Regions from separate parts of the Homo sapiens genome. Here region 1 is linked to region 2. A link is a loop called in an ENCODE intact Hi-C map of the cell type or tissue named here. Cell type or tissue: K562. All regions are shown on one strand.

What was found. Peaks named below come from ENCODE experiments on the same cell type or tissue, not always from the same donor. Only the 100,000 strongest peaks of a DNase experiment are listed, where the experiment ranks them.
Region 1: it touches region 2 in a loop (2.7-fold over the local background); 10 of 110 quality-filtered maps call a loop at or near these places.

What each region holds. Positions count from the first base shown.
Region 1 is chr16:47,515,481-47,523,480 of GRCh38, forward strand. It overlaps PHKB (phosphorylase kinase regulatory subunit beta), which reads left to right. Exons shown (of 31, transcript NM_000293.3): 6 at 41-121. Among named protein-coding and RNA genes, the nearest start is that of PHKB, 58 kb to the left of the region's middle. In K562, no CTCF peak of the experiment used is centred here; a DNase peak (open chromatin) is centred at 4,991.
Region 2 is chr16:47,464,623-47,472,622 of GRCh38, forward strand. All of the region lies in intron 1 of PHKB (phosphorylase kinase regulatory subunit beta), which reads left to right. Among named protein-coding and RNA genes, the nearest start is that of PHKB, 7.3 kb to the left of the region's middle. In K562, no CTCF peak of the experiment used is centred here; a DNase peak (open chromatin) is centred at 3,629; H3K4me3 peaks cover 1,996 bases.

The DNA of each region.
Region 1 (8,000 bases), 51 kb after region 2:
GTTGTTTCCTTTAACCTTTTAATGTTTCTGTTTGTTGCAGATAAATGCAGTGTCACTTTATCTCCTTTACCTTGTGGAAATGATTTCCTCAGGACTCCAGATTATCTACAACACTGATGAGGTATGCTTTCCCCAAATTTTCTATTACTAAATTTCACCTCTGAAAATATCTATTTTTTTTTTTAGTTTTCACAACTTATTTTTAGTTTATGTAAAATGTATTCCTGTTACATTTATATAATCAGATAGTAGATGTTGGTTGTTGAATGAAAAAGTCTTTATATCTTCAATGCATTGCACTTTTAAAATGAACACAATGTGTAACAGGTTGTAAAACTTTACTCCCGTGAAGACTCTATTTCAGGTGATCTAAAATAAAACATGTAACTTTTAAAAAATTTTAGTAACAATGAAAGCAAAATAACATTTGCAGATTTTCTCAATTATTGTCTTTTTTTTTTTTTTTGAGATGGAGTCTTGCTCTGTCACGGGGCTGGAGTGCAGTGGTATGATCTCAGCTCACTGCAACCTCTGCCTCCCAGGTTCAAGCGATTCCCCTGCCTCAGCCTCCAAAGTATCTGGGATTATAGGCATGTGCCACTACGCCTGGCTAATTTTTTGTATTTTAGTAGAGACGGGGTTTCACCATGTTGGCCAAGGCAGTCTTGATCTCCTGACCTTGTGATCCGCCCACCTCGGCCTCCCAAAGTGCTGGGATTACAGGAGTGAGCCACCGTGCCCGGCCTCTTTCTTTTGTTTTACATCGTTGCATTTCATAACTCACCCTTTGAAAAGTAAAGAGAAACTTTTATCCTGTTATATTATTTTTATTTGTAGGATCTCAGTAGGATTCTTCATGTTTTTCAAAAGACAAATACCATGTTCTTATTCTTATTAGGAAAATTGTAAAGAATTCATATCCCAAAGATGAGAAGCATTTCTTTCACAGGCATTAATGCTTGAACAAACACACAAGCACATGCGCTGATGTACTTTGAAATGTGCCATAGTGGGAGCAAAAAAGCTTTTATTGTTTGGTACATGCAGTGAGAACTCTGTGAAAGGGTAGATGTACTATATATGTTTGTTACTATTCCTCTCCTGTGATCCATGCAAGGGAGAACAATTACATCAGACACTCAACACCAAAATTGTCATTGGACCGTACTGAGGGTACTACAAAATAGGTGCATGTAGCCCTGCCCTCTAGTAGTTTATATTCTCATACACACTTATAGTGTATGAGTTTATAGTCTCATACAATAAATAAATTCTATTTAGAAGTGAAGATAAATAATGAAGAAGAAATTATGGTCGTAAGAAATTAATAATACCCAGTATGGTTTCTTCTATTTGATTTGTCAAAGAATTCTATGGTTTCATTTCATCCAAATAATTGTTAGTGTTTATAATATTGTGAAGTGGGATTATTCAAGCATTTGGGATCAGGGAGGAGCTGGGAAACTCCTGTTTTAGTCCAATTTTAAGGAGCATGCTAAAATATAAAACAAATAAGGGAAAGGAGCTGGGAAACTCCTGTTTTAGATCAATCTTAAAGAGCATGCCAATATATAAAACAAATAAAAGAAGCATGACTCTGACTGAGGAGAGGAGGCCTTCCAGAACCAGCCCACTTAGCTTCTCAATTTTTCCACCCATAATATCTCCAAAGCACTGGGAGAAATATCCTAGATCCCTGTGGAACATCTTATGATAACCGTTTACAATTAGTGGCAACTAATATTGCTTACAAGTGGCTTTGTTTTGTTCAGTAATTTTTTTTTTTTTTTTTGAGACAGTGTATCACTCTGTCTGCCCAGGCTGGAGTGCAGTAACACCGTTTCAGCTCATTGCAGCCTCAACTTCCTGGGCTCAGGTGATTCTCCCACCTCAGCCTCCTCAGTAGCTGGGACTGCAGATGCACACCACCATGCCCGGCTAATTTCTTTTGTATTTTTTGTAGAGATGGGTTTACCATGTTGCCCAGGCTGTTCTCGATCTCCTGGGCTCAAGCAATCAGCCCACCTCAGTCTCCTAAAGTACTGGGATTACATCTGGGAGCCACTGCACCTGGCCTTGTTTAGTAATTTATTTTTAATTGTAAAAATTTTACTTTTTGCTTTCTCAATATATGTCATAATTCATTTTGTATTTTTATTTGTCAACTGCCATTTTTCATGAATATTATATCACTTTAGCCATTCCATTTGGTTTTATATGGCTTATGTAAGCTTTAAAATTTTTGGATAGTTCCTTACCTTCTTAAACTGCTTTTTTTAAAAAAATTTCTTATTTGTGGTTTTTCTTGGCCTTATGGTTTTTATTTACTATATGTGAAGTTTTTATGCAGCTAATTATCAATAGCCTTCAATATGTACACTTAAAAATCCTAGAGTAATAAAACATGTCATTTCCGCTCACCATCTTTTTCCTTGAGATTCTGTATAATGTGTTGGATCATATGGAGAGGCAGTAAATGGACCTGCATAGAATCAGTTAATGAAATTCTTTTTATCTAAAGATCTCAGAGGATTCAATTCTTTGAAAAGTGGTATGACTTGGAAGCCTTTTCTTTTTTAACTGTATCTTAGGCTCTGGTTTGGCTAGTTCATAACCCTACCACATCTTCAGTTCCTAGTTATACTCACATTTTAAGACAATCTAAGGACCCAGGATGTCAGTGGGATTACCGTTTATTTCCTTCTCTATTTACTATAAAATTTAAAATTTGCCCTAATGCTTCTTTTTCTTAGGATTGAAGAATTCAGAGTTTGGAGATATACATATGTGCACACACACACACATACACATACATATGTAATGAAATATAGGTACTGCATTGTCTGGACTTTGGGGTTTTTGATAAGCCTTTGTTTTGCAGCTCATCATACCTTTACTGGTTCTGTTGTTTTTATAAAATTTGTATCTATACTGTAGTTCCTTTGGGAGAGGGCCATGGTCTTAAGGGTCATGTGCACCTTTACAAAGGGGCAGTGAACCTACTGAGTGGCCATGTTTGTGGTGATGAACTTTGCTGCAGAATGTATTTTCTAAGGGCAGGCACAGTAATGTATGCTAATTTTCTAACATCTTTCGTTGCCTACACAGGCGTACCATGTTTCCTTGGTATCAGTATTTCCTAGTGTCTGTAATAGTCTTGCTGTGTATATTGGTCATACTCATTTTTTATTAAAAATAAAAACTTTGAAAAAGACAAAGTTCTGTAGTTCTGCCCTTGTACTGCTGTTTGCTTTCTTCATCTAGAGAGAAACTCATCATATATGTTAAACTTAGACCTAAATATAAATTTACCTAAGTCAATCCTTTTGATAGAGATAACTTATTTACATCTGTTGGAGGGGGGCAAAGTAATGAACTGCTACGTGGCGTTCCATGTCTCGTTTCATGACATTCTCCATTAATAAATATACTCTAAAAGTAGATTCATAGAAATAAGAAAGAAATCATTTAGAAGTGGGTCCAGAGAAACTTACTTCATTTAAAGTCAAAGTACCCCCTCAAATTTGTATAACAATGAAATTTTGTTTTGTGTTTGAGATACTTTTTTATGTCTCTTATGGAAGTTGTTAAGAGCACATTTAGGTTGCAAGCCTTATAATAAAAATTGTGCACAAAACTGTAGGTGCTTGTTCAACATAAGACCTGTGAAAGTCCCCTTTATGAACTCAAGTGTCATTTACTTTTTTTTGCAAAGATGTTTTCTACCATATGACCTAGCAGCTCTTTTCAAGTATGTCATGTTTCAGATTGGATGACACATGGAATTTCTCTCTTATTGTATTAGTCATCTTTGCTATGTAACAAACTACCTCAGAACTTAGTTTAAAAGATTAAACATTTATTATTTCACAGCCCATGGGTCAGGAAATATGGGAGCAGCTAAGTTGGGTGGTGCTGGCTTGGGGTCTCTCATGAAGCTGCACTTAAGATGTCAGCTGGCTCTGCACTCATCTGAAGGGTTTACTGAGACTGGAAGACCCACTTCTGAGATGGCTCAGTCATATGGCTGTTGGCAGGAAGCCTCAGTTTCTCCCCAGCTGTTATTAGCAAGAGACCTTTCCAACTGAGCTGCTTTGAGTGTCCTCATGACATAGCAGATGGTTTCCTCCAGAGCAAGTGATCCAAGAAAACGAGATAAAAAAATACAGTGCTTTTTATGACCTAGCCTCAGAAGTCACATTTATATACAGTATCCTATTTATTACACAAGTCATCCCTATTCAGTGTAGGCAGGATTTACACAAGGGCTTAGATACTAGGAGTTACGTATGATCAGGAGCCAGCCTGCTATTTTTAGCAGTAGTTTTTAGTTGAACTTCGTTAGAGAGATTTTTTAAGGTGGGATTTTTTTTCCTTGTACACTAAGACTTTTATTTTAAAGATAGGTATTTTATTCTATTATTTTCTATTACTATTTACTAAGTTGTTGTGTACATGTTTTTGTGTACATGTTTTGTGTACATGTTTTCTCTTTAAAATATTAAATTTTTTTTCTGGCTTTTATTTGTTGTATGGAAGCTTTGTGTCCTAGATTCTACCTTTTGCTATGAGATGGTTATCAGGCTGAACTTGAGGGGTTTCTATCTCAAAAGTTGGAACAAATCTTTTCTATAAGTAATCTTAGAGGCATTATAAGGTATTCTTAGCTCCTGCTTGTCATCAGTTTACACAGAGAAATAAGTAAGTTGTTCAAAACTATTTATGGATGGTTTTTCCTCTAAAAATAGAAAGATAACACTGTCCTTGTTTCTAAAATTATATGTAGCAATAGTAATAATGACTAACATTATATAGAACTTATGTGCTGTCACTGTTCAAAGTGCTTTGCATATAGAAAAACTTATTTAATCCTTACAGCAACTCTGTCAGGTAGGTACAGTTACTATCTTCATTTTACAAATGACCAAAATAATGCAGAGAGCCACTAAGTGGCTTATCAAGGTCGCACATGTAGTACGTGGCAGGGCTTGGATTTAAACCAAGTAGTCTGACTCAAGAGTTCATTTTCTATGCTGACAGTGAGTGTTAGATCTCTGTTTAACCTGTACAGATATGAGTGACATATATGTCATGTGGCAACATCATATTCAAGCTTCAAAGGCAGCCAAAGAGACCTAAGGCTTACAGGTTTATTCATGTATAGTTGTTTCTATTTGGTCATGCATCCTTGCATGGATTATACAACTATCTGATAAACATTTATTGAGTTTCCATAATGGGCCAAACAGTGAGAATATAAAAATGAAAAAAGAATTTAGTCTGTAACATCATGCAGTCCATATTATTGTGGGGAAAACAGAGAATGTGTTGTGTTTTCATTTTCTTGATAATATCATTTGAAGCTCAAAGCTTTTTATTAATTTTGATTAAGTCTCATTTATCTAATTTTTTGTTGTTGCTTGTGCTTTAGGTGTCATAGGTCTTTTAAAATTTCTTCTAATGTGGTTTTGTAGTTTTTAATACATTATTCTTTCATTCTTTTAAGTTCTTCCTGCATATTTTATTCTGTATACTAGGTTAAATGGAGCTTTTTAATTTTATTATCAGAATGTTCATTGCTATCATATAGAAATTCATTTGATTTTTATAAATTGATCTTGTGTTCTGCAATCTTGAACTCGTGTTTAAGCTTTAATCGTTTTTATGAGTTCTTTAGGTTTTCTATGTAGAATATTATGTCATTTGCATATAGTAATAGTTTACTTCTTCATATCCAATATGGATAGCTTTTAAATCTTTTTCTTACCTAATTTCCCTGGATAGATGCTCCAATACAATCTTGAAAATAAGGGCTGCGAGTGGACATCCTTGTCTTGTTCCTGATTTTAGGGCAAAACCTTTTAATCTTTCACCATTAAATGTTACCTGTGGGCTGGGTGCGGTGGCTCACCCCTGTAATCCCAGCACTTAGGGAAGCCGAGGCAGGTGGATCACATGAGGTCAGGAGTTCAAGACCAGCCTGACCAATGTGATGAAACCCTGTCTCTACTGAAAAATACAAAAATTAGCTTGGCTTGGTGGCGTACACCTGTAATCCCAGCTACTGGAGAGGCTGAAACAGGAGAATTGCTTGAACCCGGGAGGCGGAGGTTGTGGTAAGCTGAGATTGTGCCATTGCCCTCCAGCCTGGGAAACAAGAGCGAAACTACGTCTCAAAAAAAAAAAAGGAAAGAAAAGAAAAATGTTATCTGTGGGTTTTTTTGGAGATGCCCTTCATCAGATTGAGAAAGTTTCCTTCTATTCCTCGTTTCTTGAGTGCTTTCATCATGGAAAGTTGTTAGATTTTTAATATTTTTTCTATATCTGTTGAGATGATTATGTGATCTTTGTTTTTTATTTAATTAATATATACTACTTCATTGATTGATTTTCTTATTTTGAACCCATCTAAAATATCTGGGATAAATCTTACTTGGTCATGATGTATAATCCTTTTTAAATGTCACTGCATTCATTTGCTGATACTTTGTTGAGTATTTTTACATTAATAGTCATAATGGATATTGGTATATATCCATTCTGTGTTTTGTTGGTTTATATATGTGGATGAGATACCTTTGTCTGGTGTTGGTACCAGGGCCAATAATGGACTCCTAGGATGGGTTAGGAAATGTTTCCTCTTCTATTTTTTGAAGGATTGGTATTAATTCTTTAAATGTTTGATAGATTTTATCAGTAAAGCTTGCTGGGTCTGGGATTTTCTTTATGGAAATGTTTTTGATTACCATTTCTCTTCAGATTTTCTATTTCTTCTTCAGTCAGTTTTAGTAGTTTGTGTTTCTCCAGGAATTTGTCTATTTAATCTAGATTATCTAATTTGTTGGCACATATTAGTTCATAGTATCCTATTTAAGTCCTCTTTATTTCTCTAAGATTGATGTTAATGTCCCTTATTTCATCCTTCCTTTAATAGTTTGAGTCTTATCCCTTTTTTTCTTGGTCAGCCTAGCTAAAGGTTTATTGATTTTTGTTAGCCTTTTCAAAAAATCAATTTTTGGTTTTATTTTTAAAATTATTTTTCTCTTCTCCATTTTATTTATTTTTTTTTTAGTCTTTATTATTTTTTTCCTTCTGGTTGGTTTAGGTTCATTTTTCTCTTATTTTTTCTAGTTTCTTGTGCTAAAAGATTAAATTATTGACTTGAGATCATTCTTCTTTTTAAAATACAGGCATTTTCAATTATAAATTTCCCTCTACTTATCTGCATGCCATTAGTTTTGATATTCTGTGGTTTTTTTATTCATTCATCTCAATGTGTTTTTTGATTTCTCTCGTGAGTTTTTCTTTGACCCATTGTTTATTTAGTAGTACAGTTTTTAATTTTCACATATTTGTGAATTTTTAAATTTCTTTCTGTTACTGATTTATAATTTCATTCCATGATGGTGGGAAAACATCCTTGGTATGATCTCTGTACATTATTGAACATGGTTATTCACATTATTGCCTTTTCAAGTCAATTTTTTTTTTTTTTTTTTTTAGTAATTTCTGTCTCTATTGATTTTGTCTATTTGGTGTGACATCTTTCTCAGGAGTTCCTTTTGTTCTTTGTACATGATTTCCTTCAGCCCTTTGAGCATATTTAGAATATTTGATTTAAAGTCTTTGTCTAGTAAGTCCAGTGTTTGGACTTTATCAGGGACAGTGTCTATTAATTTCATTTTTCAGATATACAGACCACAATTTCTTGTTTCTTTGCATGTCTCATCTTTCTTTGTTAAAACTGGACATTTAGAATAATATATTAACTCCAGAAATCAGGTCTCCCTACTTCAAAGTGTGGTGGTGTTGATGTTTATATTTGTGGAGTTGCCTGTTTGTTTAGCATCTTTCCTGAAAATTTTCTGTGAATTATGTATTCTTTGTCATAGGTGGCCATTGAGGTCTTTGCTGAGTTAGCTTACTGGTCAGTTAATGATTGAACAGGAATTTACTTAAATGCTTTGAACGAATCAGTCTCCTAGCCTTTGCAGAGTTTC
Region 2 (8,000 bases):
GGGTGATTCATGGACCCAGACATGATTACCTATGCATTCCCATTAGCAACCAGGCCTTTGGATGTATTCAGTGTCACTTTACAGAACAAGCCACACATTTAGTTAGGTGGCCACATAGCTGAAATGAAAACTGAAGCATTTACAGCCCTTTTCTGTAGTTGTGGCCTAACTTGGGCCATTTAAAACCTATTATGTACTAGAAAACTCGGAGAAGCCTGCTGGTAAGAGATTACCTTTTCTATAATGCCTCTTAAGCAGAATATTTCAAGCCTCAGGACTCATGAACAGGCAAATGTGAGATGAGCACCCCCAAACACAGTGAAAACTCCTTGGCTTCACCATAGCCTTTCAGAAGTGTTTCTCCCTCTTCATTCATTTTCGTTTATATTTCAAGTCCTGTTCTGGCAAGATAGAGGAGGAAAATCTTAAAGAAAATAAATAAGAAATAACTTAAGGAAGAATCAAACAGGAGAAAACAAAAACTCTTTAAGGAACTAAAATGATTTCTATTTCTAGGTGTCATCTGCTAAATGACAAAATATTACATGTAACAATGCCAATTGATTTCTGATTTTATCTTTGAACTAAAAGAACAGGAGGACATATATCTCTAGACTCTGTTTTCTTTCCTTATAAGCACCAAGCTCTGTTTTCCATCTTGGCTTTTCTACTAAGAAGGAAAGTGGTTTTAAGCACTAGCACAGTCATTCAGTAGTAATGGGGAAATAGAATGTTTAAAGATAGCTTTTATGCATCAACAGTCCTGAAAATTTCTAAACCCAAGAACTGTGCTTTAACATTACATAGAGTGTTTGAAGGTATATACAAGACGCTTTTCCTGTACTGTATCATCAAATTGAAATAGAATGCACCAAGAAACAGACTAGAAAAATATCAAACTTTAGTGTTATAATCCGTTTTGAAGAATGATTCTTTATACATTACTTTCAATGTTGACACTTTTTTGGGAGTTCATCTAACCAAAACTTAGTAAAACTATAAAGACACACTTAAAATTTGTATCTGTTAAAATAATAAGTACCATACCTGCTGGTGTTAGGCTTAACTTTGCATTGTGTTTTGAATGTGGCCTGTCGTGTTTGCATTTAAGTACTCTGAGTGGTTTGCATTTATAATTTCTTACTTATTTAGAAATACTCCATTTATATTGGAAATGATTTGCTTTCCCCTATTGTAGTTCTTTGGACATTATCTTTATAGGCATATGTTTTATTGTGCGATTTCATTTGACAATTATTTTAAAGCACATCCTTGCTTCACAGCTGAGCTTTTCATTGGTACTTTGGCCAGAAACTATCCAGTATTGCCAAAAGTGAAAGCCAGTAGTATCTTGATTTTGAAAAATTTATTTTCAATGTACCTGCATTGTTTTATGTATTTTAACCCTTCATATTCCTTCTGGATATGTTTCTGCTTTTTGTTTTTTCTTTGTTTCTCCTCTTTATGGAATTTAGTGTGAATCCTGTATTTCTGTGTGTGCATACTTGAGTTGTGCTGTTACTACTAATGTACTAGTATTTGCTGTGGTTGAAAGAAATTTGTTTTGACTGCTTAAACTAAAAGAGGGATCTAGATATTCAGGTTTTTCTTTAAAGACCCTTGGAGTCAAATGTACAAAACCAAGAATTTATAAAGAAATTCAACAGCCAAAATAAATAATTATTAGAGAAGGAATGTAGCATTCAATACCTTAGATTGCTTCCGTTTCTCATGTGGCCACTACAGTTATATTAAGTTAGCATAGTTGGTCAGCTGTAGCAATCACCTTGGCAATACAGTTCAGTTACTTGGAATAATGGTTATAGCATATTGTGATGAGGTAGGAAACGGCTTGGCATTTTTGCTTTTATTCTTAAATGACAAAGATAATTTAAGAGGTTATTCCTTTTTATAATGGCTCATGAGCTTATCTACCTTGGCTCCCTAAGTTTATCAGCCAGCTGGTAAGTGAGCTTCAACATAGGACTTGAGTCTTTTCATTTACTTGTTTCTCTTTATGTTCTTTGATTAACTTTCTTTTGTTAATTTAATTTGATGGGCAAATCAGTACCTGTTAAAATTTTATTGTATATTCTGGGCAAAACAAAACTTTCAATTGTATATGCCTGATATTGTTTTTTTTAAGGAATTTATATAGCAGTCTTGTTTTCAGTTAACTAATCTAACCGTCAACTAATCAAAAAGATTCTTGTGATTGGAAGAGAACACAGGCCCGAGTCTCCTGAACTCTTGTGGGTTGTGGCCTCCTTTAAGAGCCTAATGAAAGGGTGTACATTTGGTGTTCACGTACACCTGGGTCTGATTCAGGCTCTGTTGTTTACTACCTATTTGATCCTGAGGAAGCTATATCTTTTTGAGATTCAGCTTCTTGCTTTGTAAAAATGATGTTAATAAAACCTACCAGGAGAGATTATTGTGAAGATCAAACAAGATGTTATATGCAAAACACCTGATATTTAGTAACTGCGCAATAAATTTTAGTTATCTTTCCTAAAAATATGTGTCTTTTACAATATTGCTGATGTGTATTAAAGACTAATGACTTATATACAACAAATATGATTTCTTATCTCTCTCATTTTGGTATCTACCCTCAAAATAGCCATTTTAAGTAAATCTGTCATGCTTAAATACAACTAGCTTGAATCAGATTACTCAGAATTTAATATTAATAGAGCTGTACTATTTAATATGGTCCACTCCATTTTGTAAATTTAGCTTTTATTTTACTCTACGTCCATCTTATTTTTGTCAGTAATCACTGTAACTCTAAAGAAATTGTTTCTGATAGTTTCCATGGAAACTCCTATTAGATTGCAGGTAGAGCAGTTGTTATTTTACGTATACTTAAAAGATATTTTTGTCTCAGATATGCACTGTGCTCGCTTCATGTAGCATGGAATTCTCAGAAGCACTCCTTAATTGTATCCTACTTGGACCTCTGACCTCTTACTAGGACCTGCCCTGTAATCTTATAAGATTTAGGAAATAGAGGCCATATCATATGACTTAACCCCCTTGGCATGAAGCTTATTGACCCTCAGGCTGTGTCATTATGCTCAGCAAAAATGATGCTTCACATTTCATAAGTGAAGTGGTTTCATGAAGAGCACAACAGCTTGTCTCACTGCTTTAGATTATCACCAGTACTCACATTGTGCATTCTAAAAGCGATTTTCCTTGTGCTGTTTTATCTTCAGTCTTTTGTGAAATGAGAGAGTAAGAGGAACTCCCTAGAATTTCTGATTCTGATCCAGGTATCTATGCACATTTCCAAATGGGTATATGGTGGGCATTTCAAATGTAACCGGAACAAAACAGAACTCTTATTTTCTACTCTTATTCTTATCCCAATCATGTTCTTCCTTAAATATACTTCATTTCATTAAACTAAACCATTATTCTTCCAGCTACTCAAGCTAAAAAGGTTATTCCTCTCTTTCCTTCAACCTTTTTATTCAGTTAATCTGTAAATCTTTCTACTCCACCTCTAAAACACATACCAAATTTGTTTTTCTTCAGCTGTACTCCTACCTCCCTAGTCCAAGCCACTTTTATCTCTGGTCCACACTACAGAAATAGCCTGAATTCCTGTTTCCTCATTCTTATCTCACTACAGTCTGTTCTCTGTCAAGCAGTGAGATGGGTCTTTAAGAAATGCAAGTCAGCTCATGTCACTTTCCTGCTTAAGGCCCTCCTATTGTATCTGTCATTACTTAGCATAAAATCTACAATCCCAGGCTCACGCCTATAATCCCAGCACTGTGGGAGGCCAAGGTGGGTGGGTTACCTGAGGTCAGAAGTTCGAGATCAGCCTGGCCAACATGGTGAAACCCTGTCTCTACTAATAATACAAAAAATTAGCCAGGTATGGTGGCATGCGCCTGTAATCTCAGCTACTCGGGAAGCTGAGACAGAAGAATCGCTTGAACCCAGGAGGTGGAGGTTGCAGTGAGCTGAGATCGTGCCATTGCACTCCAGCCTGGGCAACAAGATCGAAACTGTGTCTCACAAAATAAAATAAATAAATAAATAAAAATAAATTCTACATTCCCTTCCTTTGAATGACAAAGTCCCAGGTGACATGGCTTTTGCCTGCCCCTCTGACCTCCTCACAGAATTCTCCTCTTCTTCTCCACTGCTATCTTTGGGTCCATAAGATGCAATCTAATTTGCACTTTAGGCTCTGTAGTATAGCTTTTTAGGCTCTCTCTAATAGCTATTTTATCTGCCTGGAAAGCTCTCTATACTGCTGTTTGGGTAGCTTGTTCCTTCTGGTTGAGTTTTAGGTTCTTATCTTAAATGTAGCCTCTTTAGAAAGGCTTTTTCTGCCCACCCAATCTAAGTAGCCCCCAGACACATCACTCTTAATTTTAATTCTCTGTAGTGTCCTTATTATTAGGTAATTTTTCCCCCTTCTTAGTTTTCCTGTTCATCTTCATCCACTAGAATATAAGCTATATAAAAGCAGAGACTTACTTGTTTTGTGCATAGCTGTATCCCTAAAGTCCAGAAGAGTGCCTGGAACATAAAAAATGTTCAGTAAATCATATAATATCTATCACACTGGAGACTGTCCTGCTTCTTTTGAGAGACAGTGTCATAATATGGTTATTATATAGATGTTAGACTCGTACAACTAGGTTCAAATACTAGTATTGAATCTTACAAACTGTGAACTCAATAGCAAAGACATGGAATCAACCTAGGTGCCCAAAAACAGTGGGTTGGATAAAGAAAATGTGGTACATATACACCAGGGAATAATTCACAGCTGTGGAAAGAATGAAATCATGTCCTTTGCAGCAACATGAATACAGCTGGAGGCCATTATCCTAAGTGAATTAACACAAGAACAGAAAACCAAATACTACTGCATGTTCTCCTAAGTGGGAGCTAAACATTGGGTACTCATGGACATAAACATGGCAACAGTAGAAACTGGGGATTGCTAGAGGGGAGAGTGAGGGAGAGGGGCAGGGCAGGGGTTGAAAAACTAACTGTTGGGTTCTTTATTCACTGCCTGAATGATGGGATCATTCACACCCCAAACCTCAGCATCACGTAATATACCCAGGTAACAAACTTGCACGTGTACCCCTAAACCTAAAACAAAATTTGAAATTATTAGAAATAAATAAACAAAATGTTTTTCCCCCTAAAACCAAACAAATTGTGTCTAATGTTTTGCACTTAATTTTCCATACTATGGAGTGGAGATAATAGTATATCCCTCATAAGTTCTTTTGTGAAGATGAAGTAATGTCTGGAAGTACCTAGTGGTGGTAGTAGTAGTACTAATGATAATAATGATTTTTCATGCTATGATGACAGCAGTGACAACTTTTTAAGCAGCTAATCTTTATTGAGTACTTAATGTGTTACAAGTAGTGCTTTACATTTAAATCTCACAGAAATCCTCTTGCCTAGACCAGTTTGGTTGGGGAGACCCTAACCCAGCGGCGCTAGAGGAATTAAAGACACACACACAGAAATACAGAGGTGTGAAGTGGGAAATCAGGGGTCTCACAGCCTTCAGAGCTGAGAGCCTCTAACAGAGATTTACCCACGTATTTATTCACAGCAAGCCAGTCATTAGCATTGTTTCTGTAGATATTAAATTAACTATAAGTATCCTTTATGGGAAACAAGGGATGGGCCGAATTAAAGGAATGGGTTGGGCAAGTTAACTGCAGCAGGAGCATGTCTTTAAGGCACAGATCCCTCATGCTATTGTTGTATGGCTTAAGAATGCCTTTAAGCGGTTTTAGGCCCTGGGCGGGCCAGGTGTTCCTTGCCCTCATTCCTTAAACCCACAACTTTCCAGAGTGGGCGTTATGGCCATCATGAACGTATCGCAGTGCTGCAGAGATTTTGTTTATGGCCAGTTTTGGGGCTGGTTTATGGCCAGATTTTGGGGGCCTGTTCCCAACATCCTCTTTTGTAGGTGTTATTACTATTCCCTTTTGAAAAACTCACAGCACAGGGAAGTAAAGTAACTTACTTAAAGTCACCCAAACTCTGGCAGACCCTATTACCCAGCCACTGCTGCCTTCCTTCTCTTCATCTATAGTGCCTAGTACTCCATAAATAAACAACAGTGGTTACTACTGATGTCTTCTTGATGTTTATTGTTCTTCTTTCATTCATTTCTAATTAACTGATGTTTATTGGACCTCTCTGATGTAGGAAGTTTGTAATAAATAATAGTGGTTGAGAGAGCTAATAGCCTGATGGAATTTATGCAGAACTCAAGGCGACCAGTGCTTTTGTATACATTCACTCTGTCTCTCTCCTGGATTCCTCCAGTTGTTTCCTACTGAACTTTGCTACTAGAGCCATAACCTCTCCTTGTACAATCACCCTAGTCAATGCACACTATTGTTGCCTGGGTGATTTTTCTAAAATGAACTAACCCTTAAGTGGTTACTTAACACCACTCATCAGCTCTCTGTCTCCTGCAGGGTTGAAGTAGGGACTTCAAGGAAAGCCTCTCTGGAAGTGATATTTAACTCCTAGAAATAGGAATCAGTGGAGAAGTTGGGGTAAGGAGGACTCTAGGCTGAGGATCCTGGGGCTAGATAGAGCTGGGTATTTAAAGCGTACTGAAAAGGCCATTATGGGTAAAGCATTGTGAATGACAGGAATGGGTGAGAGGAAGGCCTGGGATGGGCAGGGTCTTGGGAGCCTTGAAGATGTTTGAATTTTATTATAAATGGAAGGGAAGGTGAAAATTTGAAGCAGTGGAGTTGTAAGGCTGGATTAGTATTTTATGATGATTCTCTGTCTGTTATGTAAAAATAGACTGGAAGGTGACAAAAAGGCGGGGAGCAACCTCATGGCCGAAGCTGTGTGTCATATAGCTCTATGTTTAACACCTGGCACCATGCTGGGTGCATAGGGCCACTCAATCTATGTTTGATAGTGAATGGCTGTGAAGGCACAGATATTGAGTATATCATCATTCTGGATTCAGAAGATGTGGCCACCTTGATTATGCATTAGAATCTACATATCTCTGACTCAGTAAACTCACTTTTGGAAGAATATTCCTGTGGCCCATTTCCTGTTAAACGGAGAATAAACTAACTTTAGAAAGTGAGTTTATTGAATCAGAGGTATAAATGGTAGGTAGGTTCTAATGCATAATTAATTAAGGTGCATATATACAAATATAAAATGTATATGTGTCACGAGGTCAGGAGATCGAGACCACCCTGGCTAACGTGGTGAAACCCCCTCTCTACTAAAAATACAAAGAAATTAGCCGGGTATGGTGGCGGGCGCCTGTAGTCCCAGCTACTCGCAAGGCTGAGGCAGGAGAATGGCGTGAACCCGGGAGGCGGGTCTTGCATTGAGCTGAGATTGCACCACTGCACTCCAGCCTGGGTGACAGAGAGAGACTCCGTCTCAAAAAATAAAAAGTATATGTGCGAAATACATGTGTGTGTATATATAGTAAAATCTTAGATACAGTTAGTTTTATATCATGATGCTATTCTGTTTTCACATTTTAAAATGGCATATTGACCCTTCTATTCTGAGGAATAGTCTGCAAAGCTACACAAGGTCCTTGATTCTTTGCTTGATTCAGGCAGAAGGATGCATTTAGACATTTAATTTACCTCTGAACAGATAATGGACTTTTAGAAAATATATGCAATTAAGACATATCTTTTATGGTTTTGGGACACATCTATTTTCAAATCCCTGATTAGAAAACAACTGCCCATTGCGGTGGCTCATGCCTGTAATCCTAGCACTTCAAAAGGCCAAGGCAGGCGGGCTGCTTGAGCCCAATTTGAGACTAGCCTGTGCAACATGACGAAACCATCTCTACAAAAAATACAAAAATTAGGCTGGGTGCGGTGGCTCACGCCTGTAATCGCAGCACTTTGGGAGGCCGAGACGGGCGGATCACGAGATCAGGAGATCGAGACCATTCTGGCTAACACAGTGAAACCTCGTCTCTACTAAAA